Linked DNA regions of Homo sapiens: region 1 is linked to region 2. A link is a loop called in an ENCODE intact Hi-C map of the cell type or tissue named here. Cell type or tissue: Calu3. All regions are shown on one strand. Links, peaks and the distances in the headings refer to the core of each region. The heading gives the core; the rest is flanking DNA.

What was found. Peaks named below come from ENCODE experiments on the same cell type or tissue, not always from the same donor. Only the 100,000 strongest peaks of a DNase experiment are listed, where the experiment ranks them.
Region 1: it touches region 2 in a loop (2.6-fold over the local background); 4 of 110 quality-filtered maps call a loop at or near these places.

The regions. Positions count from the first base shown.
Region 1 is chr6:39,184,086-39,195,948 of GRCh38, forward strand. It overlaps KCNK5 (potassium two pore domain channel subfamily K member 5), which reads right to left. Exons shown (of 5, transcript NM_003740.4): 2 at 11,791-11,863; 3 at 10,509-10,675; 4 at 10,084-10,252; 5 at 4,886-7,670. The coding sequence ends at 6,805. Among named protein-coding and RNA genes, the nearest start is that of KCNK5, 39 kb to the right of the region's middle. In Calu3, for the core only: a CTCF peak has its summit at 6,049; DNase peaks (open chromatin) are centred at 6,046 and 9,574.
Region 2 is chr6:39,275,287-39,287,149 of GRCh38, forward strand. No RefSeq gene overlaps it. Among named protein-coding and RNA genes, the nearest start is that of KCNK17, 33 kb to the right of the region's middle. In Calu3, for the core only: no CTCF peak of the experiment used is centred there; DNase peaks (open chromatin) are centred at 5,065, 5,335 and 6,208.

The DNA.
Region 1 (11,863 bases), core at 2,040-10,039, 90 kb before region 2:
AGTGTGGGTCTCAAGGTACTTGGATTTCTTACATTGCAGCTGGCTTCCGCCAGAGCACCAAAGTGGAAGCTGCCAGGCCTTAACATGTGGGTTCGGCCAGGTGCAGTGGCTCACACCTGTAATCCCAATACTTTGGGAGGCCAAGGTGGGTGGATCATGAGGTCATGAGGTCAGGAGATCAAGAGCATCCTGGCTAACATGGTGAAACCCCGTCTCTACTAAAAATACAAAAATTAGCTGGGCATGGTGGTGGGTGCCTGTAGTCCCAGCTACTCGGGAGGCTGAGGCAGAATGGTGTGAACCCGGGAGGCGGAGCTTGCAGTGAGCCGAGATCGTGCCATTGCACAACAGCCTGGGCACTCCAGCCTGGGCAAAAAACAAACAAAAAAACAAAACACACACACACACCCACACACACACACACGGGTTCAGAAATCACAGGAATCACTGCCATATTCCATTGACTAAAACAGTCCTGGGGGCAGCCCACATTCAAAGGGAATAGACTCTGCTTCCTGTTGGGGAGTGGCCAGTTCATTTTGCAGATGAGAATGTGAGTGGGGAGATATTGTCGCAGTCATCTTTTGATAATACCGCCTGTTGCATCCACATGTATGAAAGGAGGGTGGGGATGAATTTCCCTGGGGCCATCCTTAACCAACAAGGGTGGAATTGGTGGATAAATGGTCCCTGTCCTTCAGATGGACAAATCTGAGGTGTATTCTACAGGTTTTTCAGGGGAGGTCTAGTGGGATTAAGCCCCAGTTGCCCACAGTTGAAACAGCTCTAAAATGAACATGTATGACCTTTTCCTCTTTCCCCATGTTTACCTCTACATCCCTTTCTGCTACTTCTTCTGACCATCTCCCAGTTCTAGCCTTAGGCCTTGTTTTCCTGGAAAATCAAACCAAAACATTTATTACCTCATTTGGAAAAGGCCCTTAAATTGAGGCCTGTAAAATATTGCACCTGGCTCCCTGCTGTTGCGTAATCCCACCCAGGAATGGGTGTGAAAGGGCTTTATGAACTGAGAGGCTGGGCCCGGTGTGCAGGGTTGCTGGGAGCAGAGGTAATCCTGAGGGAACCGTGGGGACTGGGGAGCTGCTGGGTTGGGAGGCCCAGCTCCCGGAATCACCTGGGAACAGTAAGAGGTGAAGATGGGGAGATGGGGCAAGTGGAAAAGGGGGTGCCAATGACAGTGCTCCCTGGGGTGGGGAGAAATAAGGTGTGCTTTATTCCAGTACTGCCCTGCAGATTCAAGTGACTTGGCACAAGATAAGGTGACTCACCAGGCCAACTCAGCCTGCCACAAGGGCCCTCAAGATCATCCACCTGGCCTTGTGGGGACTCGCCCTTCTGGAACAAGCCTTGCCCCCTGATTTGGCCTCTGCCCCAGGAAGAGAGGGACTGAATTACCAGTAGGAGGGGCCAGGCCTCTAGTTCATTTACCCTCCATTTAGTAAACATGGAAAAGCTGGGCCCCTCTCCACACTGGGCTCCCAGGAATCTGAAGGTGGACAAGCTACTCCCTGTGCCCTTTAGCGGCTCCCAGTCAGGGGAGGAGGCATAAGACCAGGAGGCAGGGAGCTGGAACAACATCAGAACAGCTCGGTGGGAGAGAGGCAGCTTACTGAGGAAGGGGCTCTGGAACACAGAGGAGGAGCACCTGGCCCAGAATCCGGGAGGGCTACAGGTAATTGTGGAAGTCTTCCCAGAGAAGGTGATATCCATATCTAATCCCACTAGGTCTCAGGACTTACCCAGGAGAGAGAGAGGAAGGGCATCAGGGCAGAGGAAACAGCAACGGCAAAGTGGCTGGAGCCCAGAGAGGTGGGAAAGGAGAGGAGGCTGAAGAGAGAGGTGGGGCGGGGGGGAGGGGGTGGAAGAGCAATGGGGAGCCCCTGAGGAGTTTAAAACAGAAAAGAAATGGGTCAGGTTTGAGTTTAGGTTGCTGGCTACAGTAATGGCCAGGTAGAAAGGGAGTCAGTATTAGAGGCAGGGAGACCAGCAGATGGGGCTCATTCATTCATTCAACAAATATCTGTGGACCCCCTACCAGGTGCCAGGCCCTACGCTGTTGTGGGAGATCCAGGTGAGGGGCCAGGTGGCCTGGACCCTGGTGATGGGGCCATGATGGATAGACGGGACAGAGATCTTAGGGAGGGGTTTTCACTGTGAAATACATCCTGACAATTCACGAGTTGTCATTGGTTCCTGGACCAGTTGTGCATGAATTTGGAAACCGGGAACCTGTTATTTCAAGAATGGAGAGATGAATGGCAGAGCTGAGACCAAACCTCAGGGGCCTCATTTCTGGAGGCCCCACCCAGAGCTGTGCAGCCCAGCTTGCCTGTCCCTCCCCACCACTCTACCCCAGACTTATGAGAGCTTCAGATGCAATGGTGGCTGCTGATTACCTTGCCTGGCTCTTTCCAGTCAGGAGGTGAAACCCAAACATCCTGGTTTCTCTTCATCACCTCTGGCAGGGAGCTAAATGTCTCCTCCAGGATCATGCAGGAGATAAGAAGCCCAGCTGGGACCCTGAGGGTCTTTCTGTGCTCTCCTCCTTGTCAGATTAGACTCCTTGAAGGGAGACGCTGTCTCTCACCTCCATCAGACTCTGGGTTCTCTGAAGATGTCTCCCCTGTCAGATCAGAAACTTAGAGGGTAGAATGAGGAATGAGAATGCAAGTCAGGGAAGCTGCTTTGCTGCCAGTTAATAGTTGTTTCAGCTTGGAAAAAATCCTATATTTGCCTCAATTTCCTCATTGTAAAATGAGGATAATGATACATAGGTGCTCAGTAAACATTAGTGGAACAAATAATGGAGAGCCCAGGTGGTGCTGGTGGAGAGCAGGTGCTGGTTTACTAGGACAGCGGAGAAGCCTGCTGGGAATGGAGCCCTGGGGCCTATGAAAGGAGGAGTGCTGCCTCCACGAGGACCCCAGCAAGTCGCCAGATCTCACCAATCCAATTATCTCTGCCTTGCATTAGAAATACAGCAATGACGGCCGGGCACGGTGGCTCACGCCTGTAATCCCAGCACTTTGGGAGGCCGAGGTGGGCGGATCACCTGAGGTCAGGTGTTCAAGACTAGCCTGGCTAACATAGTGAAACCCTGTCTCTATTGAAAAATACAAAATTTAGCTGGGCGTGGTGGCTCACACTTGTAGTCCCAGCTACTCGGGAGCTAAGGCAGGAGAATCACTTGAACCGGGAGGTGGAGGTTGCAGTGAGCTGAGATCATGCCACTGCACTCCAGCCTGGGGAAGAGTGAAACTCGGTCTCAAAAAACAACAACAAAACATCAATGACTTCAACAGAAGGATTTCCCTGCTAGTGTTATCTCCAGTGACTTCCCACCCATCTGCCACTCCTCCGCCACTCGCCAGCCTCCTCCACCGGCCCCACTCCCATCCACCCTATAGCTCCCCGGACTGTGATGGAATGTTCCCCATGCCTCCACATGGTACCCCTCCCCTGCTCATGACCCCTGGGGAACTTGAGGCCTCCTGGGCCCCACCCTTTGCTCTAGCTGCTGCCCTACCTCCCATCTCTTACTCAGAAAGCTCCAGACTAACCCTGGCCACAGTGACCCAAGGCCACACCTCCACCCAATCTTGGGTCTGTGCTTTATCATCTGTGAACACAGTTCTGCAAAACTGTGCCTCAGTCCAGCTGGGTGCCCTTAGGAAGTCATGCTCCCCAAGCTCTCGTCTCAACTGTAGATGGGCCAAATAACCTGGGCTATGTTTGTCAATGGGGTTTGTGAACAGGCCAAGTGCTGAATAAAGGTGGGGCTTACAGTGTTATGGAACTGTTATTGCCTTGAGGCTGAATGTGATTAAAGCAAAACCGGAGAACCTTGGACCTGTGTGTGATGGCAGGAGAGGGGTCGGGGGGAGCAGAAAGAGGGCAAGAGGGAGTGATGTTGGCAGAGGGAGGGATGGTGTCGTTGCAGAATTGGCTGGTAAATACATATAATCCTTTGTAAACACATCCATGCCCTCATGAAAAATGTGGTTCACTCCGGAAATCATACTTTTTTTTTTTTTTCCAATGAACTCAGAAATCATCCTTTCTGGTGCTGAGCCCTGAAATGGTCATAGAAGGGGCCAGTCCCCAAACAGCTGAAGCCTGACAAAGCCTCCCTTTAGACAGATGGAGACAGATGCCCGGCTGAGCCTGGCTCCATTCTTCCTTCACATTCTTTCCAGTCCACAGTGCCCACGCTCAGGCTCTACATTTCCTGCCCACCCCTTGAGTTGAGAAGGCTTGAGCTTCGCTCAAGTTCTCTGGTCCACCTACCTGGAGACAGGAGCCCTTTCCAGAGATGTTGGGTGTGCCACAAAACCACAGGTAGTCTTTTTCATCTCATCACAGTGGTAGAGGGGACAGGAGCTGGGCTGCCTGGGTTTGAATCTAGTCTCACCATTTTTACTGAGATTTTGCACAAGGCAACTTCTCTGTGCCTGTTTCCTCGTCTATAAAATGGAGATGTACTGATGCCCTCTCAGGGTTCTTGCCAGGTCAAATGAGTCCACTCACGTATTATTCAGTGCAAGCATTTAGTGCCTGACAAAGTGGTGAGTGACATGCGTTTGCCATGATCACCCCGCCTCTCCCCTTGCTCCTCCCACTCCTTCCTGATTCTCAAACCTCTACTGCAATGTTCCTCCCGCGTCCTTACCTCCCCACAGAGGCCTGCCTCTCCCCGCTCTCTTCATCTCTTTTCATTCTTTTCTCCCCTCCAGACCATCCAATCCTCTTATCAGTCTGTCCTGAGTCCTCTCTATCTTCTGTGGATGCGCCCAGGCTCCCCTGCTGCTCAGAGGCCAGAAGCCAACCCCTCTCTAACCTGACCCACACACAGCACACACCAAGCTGGCCTGTCCACCTCATGTTTTATTGTAAAAATGTTAAAATAAATTACATTTGACATCGTTGCCAGTATGTACATACAGTGTGCGCGATGCCAGGACAACCAGCAACAACATGGTTCATTAAAACATTTCACAGAAAAATACGAGGCTGCTCCTTTTCAGGCCCCTGCTGGGTGGCGGCCTCTGCAAACGGCTAGAGAAGTGGGGGTGTGGGCACGTGCCCATCACTGTCTTCACATGTTGGGGAGGTGGGCTCTGGCCCCACTGCCCCACAGTAGTGGGGCAGAAGGCAGAGAGTGAACGGAGCTGAGCGGCTCTGATGACTTGCTTCCTGCCCGGCCTCCAGTCACCCGCAGTGGATGCCCCTTCCTGCTTTTGCTCACCTCAGTGTCCCCTTCTCCACCTCTGCTTGGGGACATGGCCCTTGACATCATGGCCTTGGATGAGGTCACCGAAAAAGGCCCAATTGAGTTGCAGGGCAGGAGGGCAGACACTAGATCTCCCAATCCTTGGGACCCTGCTCTTTAACCACTGGCTCTGAAGCCAACAACAGATTCCAGGTATATAAAAACAGCAGTTTGTTTAAAAAATAAAACAAAAAATAACAAAAACATTCAGGACACAGTGGGCCAGCCCCAGGGTGAACATCATGGAGAACCCAAGAACTCTAGTAGCAGCAAGTTCTGCCCACCCCTCACCAGAGAGTCCACCAACAGTTTCACATTATCTTTTGCTCCCCAGCCCAAATCCTTTCCTTTCTTAAACACACACGAGTGCACAGGTGTGCGTGTGCACACACGCACTGTGCACACACACGTGCACATCAAACACTAGCTAGAGAAAGGAGCTTGATTCACATATCTGACCATCACCCATTTGTGGGCCAAGAGCAATTTGGCCTCACCCTGCCTGGCCCAAGGGGGCTGGTGGGAGGGGAAGGCGGGCAGTGAGGTCCTTGTTCAGGGCACAGGGAAGGAGAAGACAGCAGGATTGGGAGTGCAGGTCCTGGGGCCAGCGGGCAGGGTGTGCAGTTCTCAGGCGGGCAGGAGGGGTAAGGGCAGAACCAGCCAGAGCTGAGCCTCACTCTTGCAGCTCCCTGGCCACCAGCCCTAGCAGTCCCGGCTTCCAGTAACCCATGCTCTGCTACTCTCCCTCCTACCACTTGGGGGCCCACAGAAAGCCTTGCGTCTGCCACTGCTTGACCTGAGACAGGGAACACAGCTCTGGGCTGGGCCTGAGTAGACCAACAAGGAGGATGAGGACCCCAGGCCCCAGGCCCACATAGGACTTGTTTCCAGGCCCTGTGAGTCAGGACTGTTTGAGACCCTGCCCTCATCTCCTCACTCCCACCTCCAGCAGCCTCCACCCCACTACGGTTTGTAGTAGGTGCCCGACCTGACCGGCAGGCCCACAGCTGGGATGCGGGCGGGCCCTGCTCCTGCTGTGGTACGGAAACACCTGACCCCACGCACAGCGGTACCTCCCCAGACACTTCAGAGCTCCCTCTCCAAATGCCGAGCTCAGTAATACCGGTAAACTTAAACAGCTGAGGCCCCAGACCTCAGAGAACCGTGTGATACTCCACCAAATGGTGAGACAAAGACCCTGCAGGCAAGGCCTCCTCAGGGTCAGTCCTGCCCACCTGTCCCGCCAGCCAGCATGTCTTTGCATTGTGAGATACACCAGCCAAGCTCAGGACAGATGCCCCCACAGCCAGGGTATGGTTCAGCTGGAGAACAGAGGCCCTGTCCCGGGCATACATCTAGCTGAGGATGATGGAAGGTTAGGAAGGCCCCTGGCCCCCCACTCCCAGTTCCGAGGCTGCCCCCCCACCAGGGGCCAGGCGTCCCGGTCATCTCGGGACACCCTAGGGTGAGGGGGGAAGAGGCCATCAAAGGTGGGGTGGGGAGCCGGCCCTGCCTCATGTGCCCTTGGGGCTGTTAGCCTTGTTGTACTCATTCATCAGCTGTTCGTAAGGCACAGAGAGCTCAGACTCAGTGCTGGTGAAGGTGGACTCGGAGGAGGAGGGGAACTCGCCCATGTTCAGGGGCGCCTTGGCTTCAGCCCCCTGCTGGGGGCTCTCCTCCCCTGCCAAGTTGTCCTCTAGCGAGGACTTGGAGGTCTCCTCGTCTGAGAGGCCAGCCTCCGTGTTCACGAAGGTGATGCTGGCGTCCTGGAAGATGAGTGGGTGGTAGTCCTGGGCGTCCCATGGCTCGCATTCCTCGCTGATGCGGTCCAGCTGGTTCATGAACACCTCGGGGGCAGGGGAGCTGTCTTCAGGGGCCCGTGCCACAGCCTCCTCATCTGGGGACCTTGATACGTGGCCTTTGCTCCTCAGTGTCTGTGACACCTCTTCCAAGGTGGGCACCCGGTTCTTGGAGTAGACTACCAGGGGCACCAGGGAAGGGGGCAGTGCTGGGAGCCCACCGCCTTGAGGCCCCAGCCCTGGGCCCGGGCCCGTCTCCCCACCCCCGCTTGTCTTCATGGCCTTCTTCCCGATCTGCTTGATGAGGTCGTTGTAGGTCTCTTCCTTCTTGGAAAGAAAGCTGAAGATGTTGACGTCCTTGGAGGCTGTGCTCCCCTTCACCTGCAGGGCCTTCCGGGAGTGTGGGGAGCTCTCAAAGGACTCCTTCCGTCGCCGCCGCCGCTTCTTAATGGCTTTGTGGACTTCCACAAACATGCTCACCTTCCAGTTGACAAAAAGGGACAGCCAGGCCAGCCCCAAGTAGATCCAGAGCTCCACGAAGTAGCGGTACAGGGCGTGGTAGTTGGCGCTGGGGTTCACACCTGAGCGGACAGGCAGTCCAGAGGTCAGGAAGAGTTAGCAGGGCCCGGGAAATGTGCAATGGCCAATGCTGTGTGATCTGAGCAGGGGTCAGGCCAGAGCACAGGACGGGGGTGCAGTGGGATAGAAAGGGGCCTGTTCTAGACCCTGGACTATCCCATCTTCCTCAAGGGCTTGGGCCTGCCATCATTCATGACCCCATCCCAGTCTCCAGCCTGTCTCTGAGTCTCGGTTTCCTCAACTAGAAACGTCAAGACAGGCCAGGCATGGTGGCTCACGTCTGCAATCCCAGCACTTTGGGAGGTCAAGGCAGGTGGATCACTTGAGGTCAGGAGTTCGAAACCAGTCTGACCAACATGGTAAAACCCCAGCTCCACTAACAATACAAAAATTAGCCAGGTATGGTGGCGGGCCAGCTACTCAGGAGGCTGAAGCAGGAGAACTGCTTGAACCCGGGAGGCAGAGGTTGCAGTGAGCCAAGATCACACCACTGCCACTCTAGCCTGGGCAGCAGACAGAGACTCCGTCTCAAAAAAAAAAAAAAAAAAAAAAAAAGTCAAGACAGTGACTCTTTGAAGGAAGCTAAAGGGGCTTTGGGGGACTGGCAATGTAACCGACACACAGGTCAAGAAACAGTTCATGAGTATTTGCCTTTCTGTTAATTCTTCTACCATCCCCAGCTGTTCTGCGTATATGATACAGTTCACTTAAAAACGGAATGGATGGATATTACACAAGGGAGCCCCCAGCACCCTCCAAGCTGGGGCTAGACTCACACTGGTGGATTACAAACAAGGCTGGTGGTTAGGTTGAGATGACCCAGGAAGCACCCACCGTGGCAAGAAACGCTGAACCATTTTTATTTTCATTGAAGGTCTGGTCTGCCTCCCTGACTTCCTCAGATCAGCTCTCCCTTGACCTGGAGGAGGGCTCTGTCTGCTCCACATCCCCCTCCTGCTGCAGGGAGCCTTCTTGGCTTACCCCCTACAGCTCTGAAGGTTCCCCCTACACTCCAGGATTATTTGAAATGTCGTTGACGACTACATGTACAGGCATGTTGACCTGTATTCCATTTGCCCCCTCGACTAGATACAAGAGCAACTTACAGAAGGGACCTGGAGGAAGGGGGCTACCTCTCTCATCAGACTAGAGGTTCCTCCAGGTGCTGTAGCCCGGTCAGTTCTCCTCCCACGACCGGGCTCAGATAGCAGGTGCCCTGAGTGGTCCTGTTAATCCTGCTCAAGGCTCTCAATCACAAGCAGAGTTTCATGATGACAGTAATGAGGGCACACACTGATATAGCCAGGCCCTACCCTTAACACTCATGAATAGTAATTATTATTTTTACTAATTTTACAGAAGAGAAAGCTGAGGCAGGGTTTGGTGTCTTGCTGGTGCTGAGAAAGTATGGCTAAGTGTACATCTGTATTTCCCTAATACCAGAGGCACCTCCTTAGCCTGCTCTGGGCCTCAAGGGCTGGACAATGGCAGGGTTGTGCCTTGTCCACATGTACTGCCCAGGACAGCAGGCCCGGACTTGGCAGGGTCAGGGGAGTGTTTGTGCCTCTCTTTCCTGTTCCTCCCCCAACTCAGCCAACTGCTCCCAGATGCCACATACATCAAGCACAAGGCTAGTGGCCTCCCACTGCCCTCTGGGCAAAAGGGAGGGGGTACAGAACAGAGGCCTCTGGAGCAGAAGTTGAGGTCACTGGGGTGGTGGGTCAACAGGGTCAAACAGGGTGTCAAGAAGATTAAGAACCAAGATGCTGTGCAGGCCACAAACACAAGTACATGTGTGGCTGGGGCCAGCTGGTAACAGGCCTTCAGACAAAGGGGCCAAAGAACCTCATCACTTCCCTGGATTAAGCAGGGGAGGAGTAGGAGGGAGTGTCAGGGCTGGGGGCAGGGCAGCTGGGGAGAAGGCCTCCCTTGTCTTTAAGCTGCTACAGCAGGAACAAAGCCCCAGGCCTCTGAGCCATGCCTTCAGGACACCTCCCTCCACTCTTGTGAAAGATGAAAGGCTGCTGAGGGCGTGGAGTGGGTGCTGGTGGGCTCAGGGGCTCCCTGGGTAGCAGGTACCAACCGTGCAGGCAGAAGGCCCTACTTGCAAGTCCCCCATGAAGCCAAGCTCAGGAGTCATGGGAGAACTGAGGGAGAGGAGATCAGAGACTGAGCAGAGAGGAAAGGAGGAGGAAAAAGGCCATGTCTGAGAAAGGGAACCAGAGAGAAAAGAGTTTTTTGTCATTACTCTGGGTCTTAGTTTCCTCTTGCAAATGGCAGAGTGGGTTGAGAATCCCACTGGGTAAGAGAAGTGCCCAGAACATGGAACCCTACCTAGGGCACCCCCAACATAGGTCTGTTGCACTGAAACCAAAGAAGCAGAAAAAGAGGTGGGAGGCAGAGGCAGGGACTCACCGGCCACAAAGTCACCGAAGCCGATGGTGGAGATGGTGATGAAGGAGTAGTAGAGGCCCTCGATGTAGTTCCACCCCTCAGTCACCATGAATACGAAGGGTGGGATCACCAGGTGGACTAGGACGCCCCACACGATGAAGATGACTGTGCACGTGATCTGCGCCTTCCGCTGATGGGGAGCAGGAGGCCAAGTCAGAGAATAGTGGAGACTTGGAAACCCAGCAAAGGCACCCAGAGGGCCAGGGAGGCAGCTAGAGGAGAAGCTAGCTGGGTACCCAGCCTGACCCGGGAGGGCAAGGAGCTCTGAAACTATCCTCTTGCCATCTGTCCTTACACCCTTGGTCCAATTCCTAGAGGCCTCCTGTCCTCCCCTCACCTGTCATGGTTCCCCCATCTCTGCCCAACACCCAGGGTAGGGGACATACCAGACTCACACCTCTCTTGGTAAGGAACTGCCCTAGTCTCTTGGCACGTCCCCCGAAGAACTTGCCCAGGGCACTGATCCACGTCAGGCAGAGCGGCACCCCGAAGAGACCATAGAAAACACAGAAGAGGCGACCGGCGGGGGTCTTGGGAGCCACATTGCCATATCCTGAGGAAGGAGAGAGTGAGGCCAAGAACAGGAGGGGTGGTCAAACCAGTGGGCCTTGCTTCCAACACACACACAGCCCGTTCTCTAAGATAAATTGATATTGATCTATTGTCAGTACTTAAGTAATGATATTTCCCTTGATCATACTCTGATCATGATCATTGATAAAGCAATTATGATGACATGAGCTGTATCTCCTCCATCATACAAGGAGCTCCCTGAAGGCAGGGACTAAGCCTGGTCAACAGGTCTTCCACTAGTCTATATGGTACCACTGTGCAAGTTATAAGACATGCTCTCTGTGTAGATTCCCCAGAAGCACTGTGGTAGATGGTCTCCAAAGATAGCCATCCTCCATTCCCTCCCTTCTTATGCAACTGCTCACATCAAGGTGTCATCTAATCCTCTTCCCTTGGAATCTGGGCTTTAGTGGCTTGACAACAGAAGCAGTCTAGGCAGCGGAAGAGACGCTGGACAGGTGAGGTCTAAGAAGCCTGCTGCTTTTCGCCTTGGTTCCCAAACACATGCGGAGGCCTTGTGTTTTCATCCCCAGCTGAGCTCCCAGCCAACAGCCAGCATCAACTGTCAAATCTGTGATGGGAGGAGCCATCTGGGCCATCAGATGAGTTTGGCTTTCAGAAGACTCCAGCCCAGCCATTGTTCGACTGCCACTGCATTGGGAGCCCAAGCAAGAACCAGCCAGCTGAGCCCAGTCAAGCTGACAGAATGGTGAAAGAGAAGAAGCTGCGTTCTGAGCCAAACTTCTGGACTGGTTGGCTATGCAGCCTGAGAACTGAAACAGACACCCAGCTTGGTAAGTAGTCATGATCTGGGTTTCTGCAATGAGCAGTCTGGTTAATCTCTTGCATGGCTCTGGCCATGAGGCTGTGTCATTGTTTCTGCTCAAAGAGCCCAGGTCAAGACTCAAGGAAACCTTCCCAGGCATGATCAGCTACCAAGGACTTAACAAATCCCTAAGAAAGTATCAAAAGAATAGCCTGCAACTGATCTGATTGTACCCCCAACAGGGCTGAGTGACCAGAGCTGGGTTTCTAGAAAGGTTCTGAGGAGCTAGGGCATGGATGTGGGTGTCCTACAGGTCCCAGAAGACTTACCAATGGTGGTAATGACGGTCGCTGCAAAAATCATTGCATTGGGCCAGTTCCAGTTGTTGAAGGTCTGGTTCCC
Region 2 (11,863 bases), core at 1,203-9,202:
GTGCACTACTATGGAGCTATCTTGGGATGAGCAAAAGTTCCATCTGGCACTGACATATTAAAATGTTTTTCACTGGGCATCATGGAGACAGTGGAGAGGAATGGGAAGGTCCCATTCCTTTCCCATGGGAAAGTCCCATGGCTTTGGACTCCCCTGCCAGGTGTCATTAGGCAAATCAGCCTACATCTCTGAGTCTCAGTTTCCCCATCCGTAAAGTGGGATCTAGGAGTGTCCTCTGATGGGGCTGTAAAGACAATAATCTAAAGAACCCAGTATAGTGCCTTGCCCTGAGTGATTGGCAGCTACTGTTATTATCAGTTAGCATCTTTAGTTTGCACATTAAGACATTTTGACCCATGGAGTATAAGTGCCTTCAGGCTAGCTTGGCAGGGATTAGCTGAACTACCCCGAATGGACCAGGTCCAGACAGACGCTGTTAATTTTGAGAATAAGAGAAGGCTCCAACTCTGAGGCCACAGCAGACGGGCATGAAGTTGACGAAGTTCCTCTAGATTAAGGGACAGGTTGGAAGAGTAGGATTTGCAGAGAATCCTCAAGTTCCCAGCTTGGTGGGTGGTGGCAGGGAGGTGGAAGGACTGTCTGCACTTGTGGAATTAGGGTTTGGTCCATGTCCCAGGGATGTTCATGTATATCAGCCTGAAAGGTCAATACATGCAAATGATCTGATACCAGGATCCACCAGGAAGATGCACAGACCAGCCTTTCTATGGGTGCCCAAGGGGCTTTTAAGAAAGAAGACTGGTGGCTCACGCCTGTAATCCCAGAACTTTGGGAGGCCGAGGCAAGTGAGTCACCTGAGGTCAGGAGTTCGAGGCCAGCCTAGCCAACATGGTGAAACCCCATCTATAGTAAAAATACAAAATTAGCTGGGCATGATGGTACATGCCTGTAATCCCAGCTACTTGGGAGGCTGAGGCGGGAGAATCGCTTGAACCTGGGAGGCGGAGGTTGCAGTGAGCCGACATCATGCCATTTCACTCCAGCCTGGGCTACAGGGCGAAACTCCATCTCAAAAAAAAAAAACAAGAAAAAAAAAAAAAAAGAAAAGAAAACTGTTCCCTACACCCCTATGAGTCAGGGAGCTGCATATGAAGACTTTACACAGGCCATCTGGTCTCCTGGGAAATATACAGGTATGTTTCCGGTACGAAGACAGAGAGAAAGTGTGCCAAAGTGTTAACCAATAATTTATTCACTTAGGGAGTGGAATAATGAGCATTTCAAATTTTCTGCTTTACATTTTTGTTTGTTTTGTCTTCTGCAAATTTGCTTCTATGGCTTGATCATGTAGGTTGAGAGAGGGTGGAGTGGGCCAAGTCAACAAAAATGAAGACAGATAAAGAAAAAAAAAGACTGGATTATCCTCTGAGCCCAGTTAACCTGGGGGATGAGGCTCTAGACTCTGCACTTTGGTATAATGAACAAGAATCCTCACTGCCAGCTTATGGTTTCTAGTAAACAAGGAAGAGTCACTGCAAGCCTCCTCTCCAGGTGGGGGCAGGGATGGCCCATGAAGCCTGAATGAAGATCTCCTATTCTTATTTATTTTCCTCTTCCCTTCTGTACAAGGAAGGGAATATGGAGGTGAGACTCCCATTTCCCGCCAGGACAGCTCTCAGTGGAGTTGGAGGCTCAGAGAGAGCCCATAGGATAGGTCTCTCCTGTCTTACCCCAGGCCCAGCTCCTCACTCTGGGGAGGAAGGGTTTGGACACAGGGCCTTCAGATCATATAGTAAAGTTTGTGTTTGGCACCCTCACCTCTCTTTCCTGAGCTCTCTTCCTACTTCCATGCAAACCTCCTTGTCCCCCATTTAATTTAATGTTAAATGGGGGACAAACCTGTCCCCTAGGAAGTTTAATGTTCCTCCTGGCCCCCAGCCTTACATATTCCCAACTTGTCTCTTTCTCATCTCCAACCTCTCTTCCCACTTTTACATTTCCCTCACTGCCCTGTTCTGCGCTCTCTGTCAAGCATGCTGGCCACTAATTCATACTACAGTGTAAAGGGCCACCACTCTATAGTAACATTCATAAACAAGATACTTAGACAAGCAGTTTTGGCAATGGAAGTCAGTTAGAGGCACTATGATATGGTTTGGCTCTGTGTCCCCACCCAAATCTCATCTCGAATTGTAATCCCCATAATCCGCATGTGTCAAGAGTGGGACCTGGTGGGAGGTGATTGGATCATGGAGGCAGTGTCCACCATGCTGTTTTTGTGATAGTGAGTGAGTTCCCACGAGATCTGATAGTTTTATGTGTTTGACAGTTCCTCCTACTCTCTCTCTCTCTCGGCTGCTACCATGTAAGATCGTGCCTGCTTCCCCTACTGCCGTGATTGTAGCTTCCTGAGACCTCCCCAGCCATGCAGAACTGTGAGTTAATTAAACCTCTTTTCTCTATAAATTACCCAATTTCAGGCAGTTCTTTATAGCGGTGTGAAAATGGACTAATACAAGCCAGAACACAGTGCTGGAATCAGAAGGTCTGTCTTGAGTCTTGCATTTGCCTCTAAATCATTGGTTGACCTTGAACAAGTCATACCACCTTTCTGGGCTTCAATTTCCTAACCAGTGGAAATATAGAAGTTGTTTTTAAATTTTTTTTAAAGATTTAAGAGATTCTGTCACAAGATTCTGTCCCCATTATCTCATCTGATTCTCACACGAATCCTGCGGTTACATGGGCAGGAACCCTATTATTCTATTTGTCTTTCAAAATTGGGCTCAGATAAGCCTCTCTCCTGTACACCATTTCTTGACCCTCCCCACAAGTTAATCATTCTATCCTGGGGGTGGCCTCTGAAGCTGGCAATAGCTCTTGTGGTTCTACTCAACCCCCTCAATTTGCATCCAGGGCTGTGACCCCTTATTGTCCATTCGGGTGTCCAGGGCCTGGCACAAATAGGGCCTCGATGGCCATTGTAGGAAATGTTGAAGGACACCAACTCATATTGATGGGGCAGACTGCCATCCAGATCCTGACCTCCACCGTGTTAGCCTGTCTTCCACCGTGTTAGCTAGCCCACCCTGCTGGCCTCGAAACTCAGTAGGTAGGTGTGTCTTGATCATGGTCTCTAATCATAGTATTGAGAAGGAAAGATCAAAGGGTGGAGCCCTGAGCACCCTCAGTAGAGGCTGTTGCCCTCAGGACATCACACAGATGGTTCAAACACAGAAGAACTTCCAAATTACCTGCTCTGCCTGGGGCTGAATGTCATCATCTTATAAGTGCCTGTCCCAGGGCTGGCACCCAGTGGATGCTTCTCTGATGCCAAATGCTAGTTCTCATCTCTATTCTTTCCCTACCAGGTGAATCAGGCAGAGGGGAGATCCTAAGTAGGTTTCTTTTTCTTTTTCTTTTTTCTTTTTTTTTTGACACAGAGTCTCAGTCTGTCACCCAGGCTAGAGTGCAGTGGTGCGATCTCAGCCTCGGCTTACTGCAGTCTTCACCTCCTGAGTTCAAGTGATTCTCCTGCCTCAGCCTCCTGAGTACCTGGGACTATAGGCACGTGCCACCATGTCTGACTACTTTTTGTACTTTTAGTGGAGGTGGTGTTTCACCATGTTGGTCAGGCTAGTCTCAAACTCCTGACCTCAAGTGATCCATCCACCTCGGCCTCCCAAAGTGTTGGGATTACAGGTGTGAGCCACCACACCCGACCTAAGTGGGTTTCAATATGCACTGTTTATGGCTAAGCAGAGGGTCCTGGCACCACCTATTTCCCCAGCACCTGTAGCATTTTGTAACTTATCCAGAGGGCTTGTTTCTCGTGCCCGAAGTTCAGGTGGCCTTCTCCTTGGGAGCACTTTCGAGGGTGGAGGGTGTGGCAGCAGCTGGGTCACTGGCAGTGCGGTGAGGGAAAACAAGGGTCTGGAGCTGGGCAGTTCCGACTCCACCACACGCTGGCTGTGCCAGCTGGGCAGGTCTCTGCCCCTTTCAGGCCCCAATGCCTTTCTCCTGAAAGATGGGGATAATAACAGTAGCTACCTCATTGGGTTCATAAGAGGACTAGGTGATAAAATGTTTGTGAAGTGCCAGGTAGAGTAACCTAGAATCATAATTTTTATGATTATCTCCAAACACCGTTGCCATCAGCAGTAGGAAACACTGCTGCCATTGGCAGTAGGAAAAACTGGGCAGGACCCCTCCTGAGCAGCCCATGCCAGGACCTCAGGCTACAGTGACCCCAGGAGTTGCCTTGGCAGGAGAAGGGTATCCAGGCAGCTGTGCTCTCACCACTGGCTGGGGCTGGAATGTTCCGAGTGCTTGCATAAGAACCAGGATGGGGATCCAGGTAGCTCAGTGTTTGCAAAGCATAGCTTTCCCTGGGCCACAGAAGCTACCAGCCCTCATGGTGATGAAATGTGCCCACTGTGGGTGGAGCAGGTCAGCCACTGCCATGGCTGCCTTGCCCGCCTCGCCCCACTGGAGTAGCACAGAACAGTATGTCTTGCTCTGGGTTTCAGCCTGGCCCAAAGCCCAGGGTCCAGGTACAAGGGTGGAGGGTCAGGCAGAGGGAGTGAGGCAGCAGACCCCGGCATGAGCATTCGCTCTGCTGCTGGCAAGCAGGGTGGCCTTGGCCGGTCCTTCCCCTCAAAAGAGCTTGTTTTCAAGTGATTTCTAAGCCCCCTTTAGCTTGGAGAAGTTTCGTCCTCTCACACTCCTAGGGAAAGGCAGCCAGGTCAGTGTCCCGTAGCATTTCATGGCCCCCAATCTCTGGTTCTGCCAAGAAAACTAAAAGTTTGGGTTCTGGTTTTCCTTCTTCCTTCCTTCATTCAGGTTTTCCTAAGGGCTGAGCACATTCTGTTGCAGGAAGCACCTGTTCTTGAGGCTTCAGGGTCCAAGTGAGAAGAAAAGACAAAAGACCCCACATACCCCAAGTCAGTCAGGTGACAGCAAGTACCCAGAAGGGCTGAGACAGAGGGTGTGAGGACAGCTCTGAGGAGGACATCAGGGGCTGCCAGAGAGCGGGGTGTGGCACGCAGGAGGGAAGAGAGGGCGTTCCAGGTGGGAGCCTGCAAGAGCCCAAACCGGATGTGGTTGAGTCAGGAAGGGCAGGAGTCAGAGGCTTGGACAGCAAATCACTGGCCCTGAGATCACCCCAGGCTTTCACCACTGTGCATTGGCCCCTGCATGGATCTAGGGCCAGCCCTGCTGCAGGGGCTCCCTGGGGACTGGGCGTCCCCTGGCCCAGACCCACCCCATTGCCTCTGTCCGTACAGGAGCTGCCTGTGACCAGCTGAGAGCAGCAACCTCTGGGGACAAGGCTATGTGGCTGCCAAGGCTGTGGCAGTAGCTGACTCTCACTCATCACTCTCCCTTTCAGTTTTCTTTCCGGGTTCACTTCAGGAGCTGTGATTTTCCTACGGCTGAGTCACCCAGGGAAGGGCAATAATAAAGGGTGATTAACAGTGTTTCAGTTCCTAGGATTTCCCATCTCAGTTTATATGAATTTGGAGCAAAGCCACAGAAGTACAGGTGGTGAGGGAGGCAAGGGCCTTTGCAGGGACCTAAGGAGACCACTCCCCTCAGACTAGGGTTCCCTGAGGAGAGGGCTGCGTCTCCCCTCAGACTGGGGCTCCCTGAGGACGGGGCTGCGTCTCCCCTCAGACTAGGGTTCCCTGAGGAGAGGGCTGCGTCTCCCCTCAGACTGGGGCTCCCTGAGGACGGGGCTGCGTCTCCCCTCAGACTAGGGTTCCCTGAGGAGAGGGCTGCGTCTCCCCTCAGACTAGGGTTCCCTGAGGAGAGGGCTGCGTCTCCCCTCAGACTGGGGCTCCCTGAGGACGGGGCTGCGTCTCCCCTCAGACTAGGGCCCTGAGGACGGGGCTGTATCTTCGTTCTATCCCTTCTACTGGGGCTTCCTGAGGAGTGGGTACAGCTCTCTTTCTTCTGTACCAGGTCCACTGTAGCCATGGGCCATTGGGTACCTCTGCAGAGGTCCTATTGGGCCCACGGACTAGAGCAGAGCAGATGGCCTGGGTCCGCCTGGTAGGGTCTCTCCTCACACCAGGAAAAGATGACGACACAGAAAGTCCCTCATTTCTCCCCCGTGCTTGTGCTTGCTCTTCGTTCCTTTCTCCTTCTCTCAGTCAGACCACAAAGGGCTACAGCCCTTTCCTGCATCTCTCACTGCCCCTCCCACTACCTGTCCACTCCCACCCAGCCCTTTGGTCACTGTTCTGACCCAGAGCCACCCTGGTACTCATTGACCAGGGGGCAAAGGTGCCAGAACTGGGCACTGCCAGCAAAACCAGAGCCCAAGTCAACTGTGCAAGGAGGGGCTTCTCTCCTGTCTCCTCTCCACTGCTGGCTGACTAAAGTCCACCTGGACTCTCCTTGGCTGCAATCCCCAATGGGAGCTGCCGGCTAGAGAGAACTGACTTGCGCTGCCATGGCAGGATAGGTGACAGGAACGACCTGCTGGGAGCCTAGACCAGCTCCAGGAGAGGTCACCTTCCACCAGTGAAAGACACTACCAACACTTCCACCACCTCTCAGTGCTGTGGGTGACCGGGAGCTGCTCCTTGAGGTGACACCTGTGTGGCCTGGGGGCCCCTTCCACACACTGCTGTTCGTTCCCAGCAGCAGATCCTGTTGCAGAGCCATCCTCGGGACTGCGGGTGTTAACGAAGCCTGTGATCTTCCTCAGACTTTTCCACCAGAGAGGCACCTGAAGGAGCCACACCACATTCCCCTGAAGGCTTGTGTGTGGGCGTGGGCTTGGCTCAAAACAGCCAACCCAGAGCACCAGTGGGATCGCAAGTCTTCCGTTTATTGAATATCCACACAGGCATCTTACATTCTACTTCATCATACTGTTTAATGTGAAAATAATATTTTCCTCACATTCTTTGAGCCAAATTGCTGCTCTAGGAAGGTGGGGCACATTCATCCTGTGGCTTTCCTGCCCTGGGCACAATGGTGCTAGTGCTGGGTGCCCAGAGCAGGTGGCCCAGGGGCCCAGGTAACTTCAGATTTGGTCCCAATGCAGACGCATCTCCCCACTCAGGTGTGCAAGAAGCGTCTCTATCCTTCCTGGCCTCACCTTTCCTGGTGATTCCTGTGGAAGGCAGATTGGGTCACCTGTTCACCCAGGGGGTGCTCTCTGGCTGCAGGATGCCCTGCAGCTCCTCCTCCCCACTGCCCTCCAGCCTGCTAGGCCTCTACTCCCGCATCATTGGCTGAGAAGTCCCTTTGTCAGAGGCTACTGAGCTCTGCTCCTGGGGAGAGAACAGACGGGAATCCTGCTCACGGATGAAGGCCCTAGTGAAGCTGTGGACAGTTGGGAGTGCATGTCTCATCCCATTCCAGGAGGTCTTGTCCTGCCATGGCCCGCCTTTGCAGGCATGCAGTGGGCTGTGCTGGCTCCTGGCAGTGGCTGTGGCCTCCTGGCCAGAATCTGGGCAAACCCTGAGAAGGAGGTGCTGTGAGCACCTGGGGGAAGCTTCCCTTTCCCTCCTCCATACCCAATACATCAACAAGACCCAATATTTCTGCTTCTCAAATGCTTCTTGAATCCATTTCACTTTATTCAAGGTAGGCTTTATACAAATCTTATCACATTATTTTGCTTAAAACCCTTCCTTCCATGACTTCACACCAGACTCCTCATATAAAGTTTAACTGGTTTGCCAATCTCACCCTCCTCGTCTCTCAGCTCTGTCTCAATGCTGACTTCTTCTTTTTTTCCTTTAGCAGCTTTGCACATGCTGTTCCCTCCCTGCATGGAGCACTAAGCATCTACCCTGACGTCCCTCTGTCCCTCATTGCCCTACCTGTCTCTTCCACATCTGGCCACTTTCTCCTTCCTCCTCCCTTCCCAGCTTCCCAATTCCTCAGGCCAGGGTGGCTCTCAGAGCACTTTTCCACCTGGTTGGTGTTACTTGCTAGATGTTAACTGAGGTCCTTATTTCCTCAGGAGGACCATGACAAAGCAGAAAGCAGAAAAGTCACTGGACTTTGTGTCCTGAATCCTAAGCCCTTAGGGGAACTGAAAGGTTTAAGTCATTAAAAAAAAAAAGGGGAGACATTAGAAAAAAAAAAAGTAAACTGGACCATTCCCCACTCTTGTGGTAGCTTGTATTTTTCAAACGTGGCCATGGCCATAGTTTCTTTTCCACATGCTCTTCCAGAACCTTTCCAATCAAGAGTTGGATATTTCCTCATCCCATTGAAACTGAGTGGGATCTTGAGACGACTAGGTGGACAGAATGTGGCGCAAGCCTAATCTTCCCAGGGTAGGTCATTGCAGCAGTTCAGCTTCTCTCTCTCTTTCTGTCCATACTCACCCTTGAAAACCAGCCGCCGTGTTGTCAGGAAGCCAAGGCCACATGGGGAGGCCACCTGTACATATTCTAAGTTTTCAGCCAACAGCCAGGCATGTGAGTGAATCTTCAGATGATCTTGCTGCAGCCTTCCAGCTTCCCCAGCGGATGCCCAGCAGAACAGAAGTGTCCCCGCTGAGCCCTGCCTGAATTGTGAATTTTTTTGTTACATATCCACAGTAACTGAATCCCACCCTGCTCCCCATCCCTTCCTTGACTTGATAAATACTTTTCCTGGACTAGAAGAAAGGAGGTGATGGCAGAAAAGGAGTAGGCAGCATTGACAACAGATATATTCTCCTTCTACCTCATTTGAGGCAGCACTTGAAATAAAGATGGCATTATTAGAAAATAAAGAACATTATATTATGGCCAGGTGCAGTGGCTCATGCCTACAATCCCAGCACTTTGGGAGGCCGAGGTGGGCAGATCACCTGAGGACTGGAATTCAAGACCAGCCTGGCCAATATGGCGAAATCCTGTCTTTACTGAAAATACAAAAATTAGCTGGGTGTGGTGACCAGCACCTGTAATCCCAGCTACTCAGGTGGCTAAGGCAGGAGAATCACTTAAATCCGGGAGGCGGAGGGTGCAGTGAGCAGAGATCGCGCCATTGCCCTCCAGCCTGGGCGACAGAGTGAGACTCTGTCTCAAAAAAAAAAAAAAAAAAGAATAAAGAACATTATATTTTTCCTTTCACACACAGAACTGGGATTGCCTGTTGATGTGTTTGTGTCCGTGGCCCCATATCTGTATCCTCAATAGGCCCTGCCTGTCATTGTCTTGGTCCCTGTGACAACTCAGCTTAGAATAAGGCCTGTTATAGAGGAGATGCTTGATAAATATATGGCGATTAATGAATGAATCAATGATCAACGATTGAAGAGTGAATGAGTGAAACCCGAAGCCCTGTCATCATGAACTTTTTATAAAGATCTTGGTCATTGATTCAAAGAATACTCTCCTAAGTCAGACCGAGAGACTCTTTTTATAAATAAGGACACTGAAGTCCAGGGAGGGCAGGGATTGGCCCAAGGCCTCATGTCCAGCCAGTGGCAGAGCTGATCTAGAACTTGTCCAGGTGCCCAGCTCATGCTCTGCCCATCCATTCCTCACTGGCCCTGACTGCTGGGCCAGTCGGGCCCTGGAAAGGCTGGACTGGGTGGCAGTTGTTATCGCGTCTTTTTGTTGTTTTTGTTTTTGTTTTTGAGAGAGTCTTGCTCTGTCGCCCAGGCTGGAGTGCAATGGTGCGATCTCAGCTCACTGCAACCTCCATCTCCTGGGTTCAAGTGATTCTCCTGCCTCAGTCTTCCAAGTAGCTAGGATTACAGGTGCCTGCCACCATGCCTGGCTAAGTTTTGTATTTTTAGAAGAAATGGGGTTTTGCCATACTGGCCAGGTTGGTCTTGAACTCCTGGCCTCAAGTGATCCACCCACCTTGGCCCCCACAAAGTGCTGGGATTACATGTGTGAGCCACTGTGCATGGCCAGTTGTTGTGTCTTTGCTGTCATTATCTGCCCAGGAGTCTACTGGCTGGGCTGGTCCTGGCCTCTCAGGGGCAAAGGGACAGAGGCAGACAGGGAGCCCTTGTAGGTTGGGGATGGGACCAGGAGGAGGTGTTGTGAAAGAGGACCTGGCATGCAGGTCATCCATAAATATTGGTTGAGTTGAATTGAAATAAACACCCAAATAGATATATAATGACAAGCTTGCATGGTAAGTGCCATGAGATTTCAGGGAGATGTGAGGACCTACGAAGCGGGTTATGGCCTCTTTCTGGGAAGCCCTGTAAGGAGATGGCCTGGAGCTGAGCTCTACTGGAGAGGAGAGTGGGTGTGTGGGATGGGGTGAGTGGAGGCTCTGCCCATGTTCTAGGCAGTGTCTGAGGAACCAGGAGAGCTGATACCTACTGCAGAGAGGGGAGAGCAGAGTATGGTGGTGACAGAGAAGCCAAGGCAGGCAAGGTAGGTGGAGAAGCCAAGGCAGGCAAGGTGGCCTGGAGGCCATGTTTGGGGTTTTGCACATTGTCCTGGGAGCAATGGGAAATTATTGAGGCATTTTTGGCAGAGGCAGGACAGATCAGTTCTGTCTTTTTAGAAGGCTTCTGTGACAGCTGCGTGGAGAATGGATGGGAGGGGGCTCTTGTGAGATGGAGAAAATGGTAGTGTGAAACTGCGTGGTGGCAGTGAAGCTGGGGAGAAGCGGCCAGAACTTAGAGGTCAAACAATAGGATTTTGCACTGAATTGGCAGTGAGGGGTTGGGAGAAAGAGGTCAAGCATTCATTCATTTACCAGTCACAAAACAGCTCCTGGGTGCCCACCACACGCCAGAGACAGTCAGGAGCTAGCAAAGTCCCATCCTCCTGAAGTTTATCTTCTAGTGGGTTTTGTTTTTTTAAAAATGGGCTTATTGAGATATAATATACATACCACACAGTTTACCCATTTAAATTGTACAAGTCAATGGTTCTTAGTATAATTCATAGATATGCGCCAACTTCAACACAGTCTATTTTAGAACACTTTCTTTTTTCTTGAGACAGGTTCTCCCTCTGTTTCCCAGGCCAGAGGGTAGTGGTAAGATCACGGCTCACTGCAGCCTCAACCTCCTGGGCTCAAGAGATCCTCCTGCCTTAGCCTTCTGAGTACCTAGAAACACAGGTGTGTGCCACCATGCTCCATTAATATTTTTCTATTTTTGTAGAGATGGGGCCTCAACATGTTGCCCATGCTGGTCTTGAAATCCTGGACTCAAGCTCTACTCCTCCATCAGCCTCCCAAAGTGCTGGGATTACAGGCATGAGCAACTACTCCTGGCCACTTTCTTCACCTCAAGAAGAAACCCTGGACCAGGCGTGGTGGCTCACGCCTGTAATCCCAGCACTTTGGGAGGCTGAGGCGGGCGGATCACCTGAGGTCAGGAGTTTGAGACCAGCCTGACCAACATAGAGAAACCCCGTCTCTACTAAAAATACAAAAATACCAGGTGTGGTGGCGCATGCCTGTAATCCCAGCTACTCGGGAGGCTAAGGCAGGAGAATTGCTTGAACCCGGGAGGCGGAGGTTGCGGTGAGTTGAGATCATGCCATTGCACTACAGCCTGAGCTCGAAACTCCATCTCAAAAAAAAAAAAAAAAAAAAAAGAAGAAGAAGAAACCCTGTATCCTTTAGTTATCACTTCCTTTTTTTTTTTTTTTTTTTTAAGACAGGGTCTCACTCTGTCACCCAGGCTGGAGTGCAATGGTGCAATCTCAGCTCACTGCAACCTCTGCCTCCAGATTTCAAGGGTTCAAGCGATTCTCGTGCCTCAGCCTCCCTAGTAGTTGGGATTACAGGCAGGTGCCCGCCACTACACCCGGCTAATTTTTGTAGTTTTAGTAGAAATGGGGTTTCACCATGTTGGCCAGGCTGGTCTTGAACTCCTGACCTTAGGTGATCCACCCACCTTGGCCTCCCAAAGTCCTGGGATTACAGGCATGAGCCACCGTGCCCGGCCTTGTTATCACTTCCTATT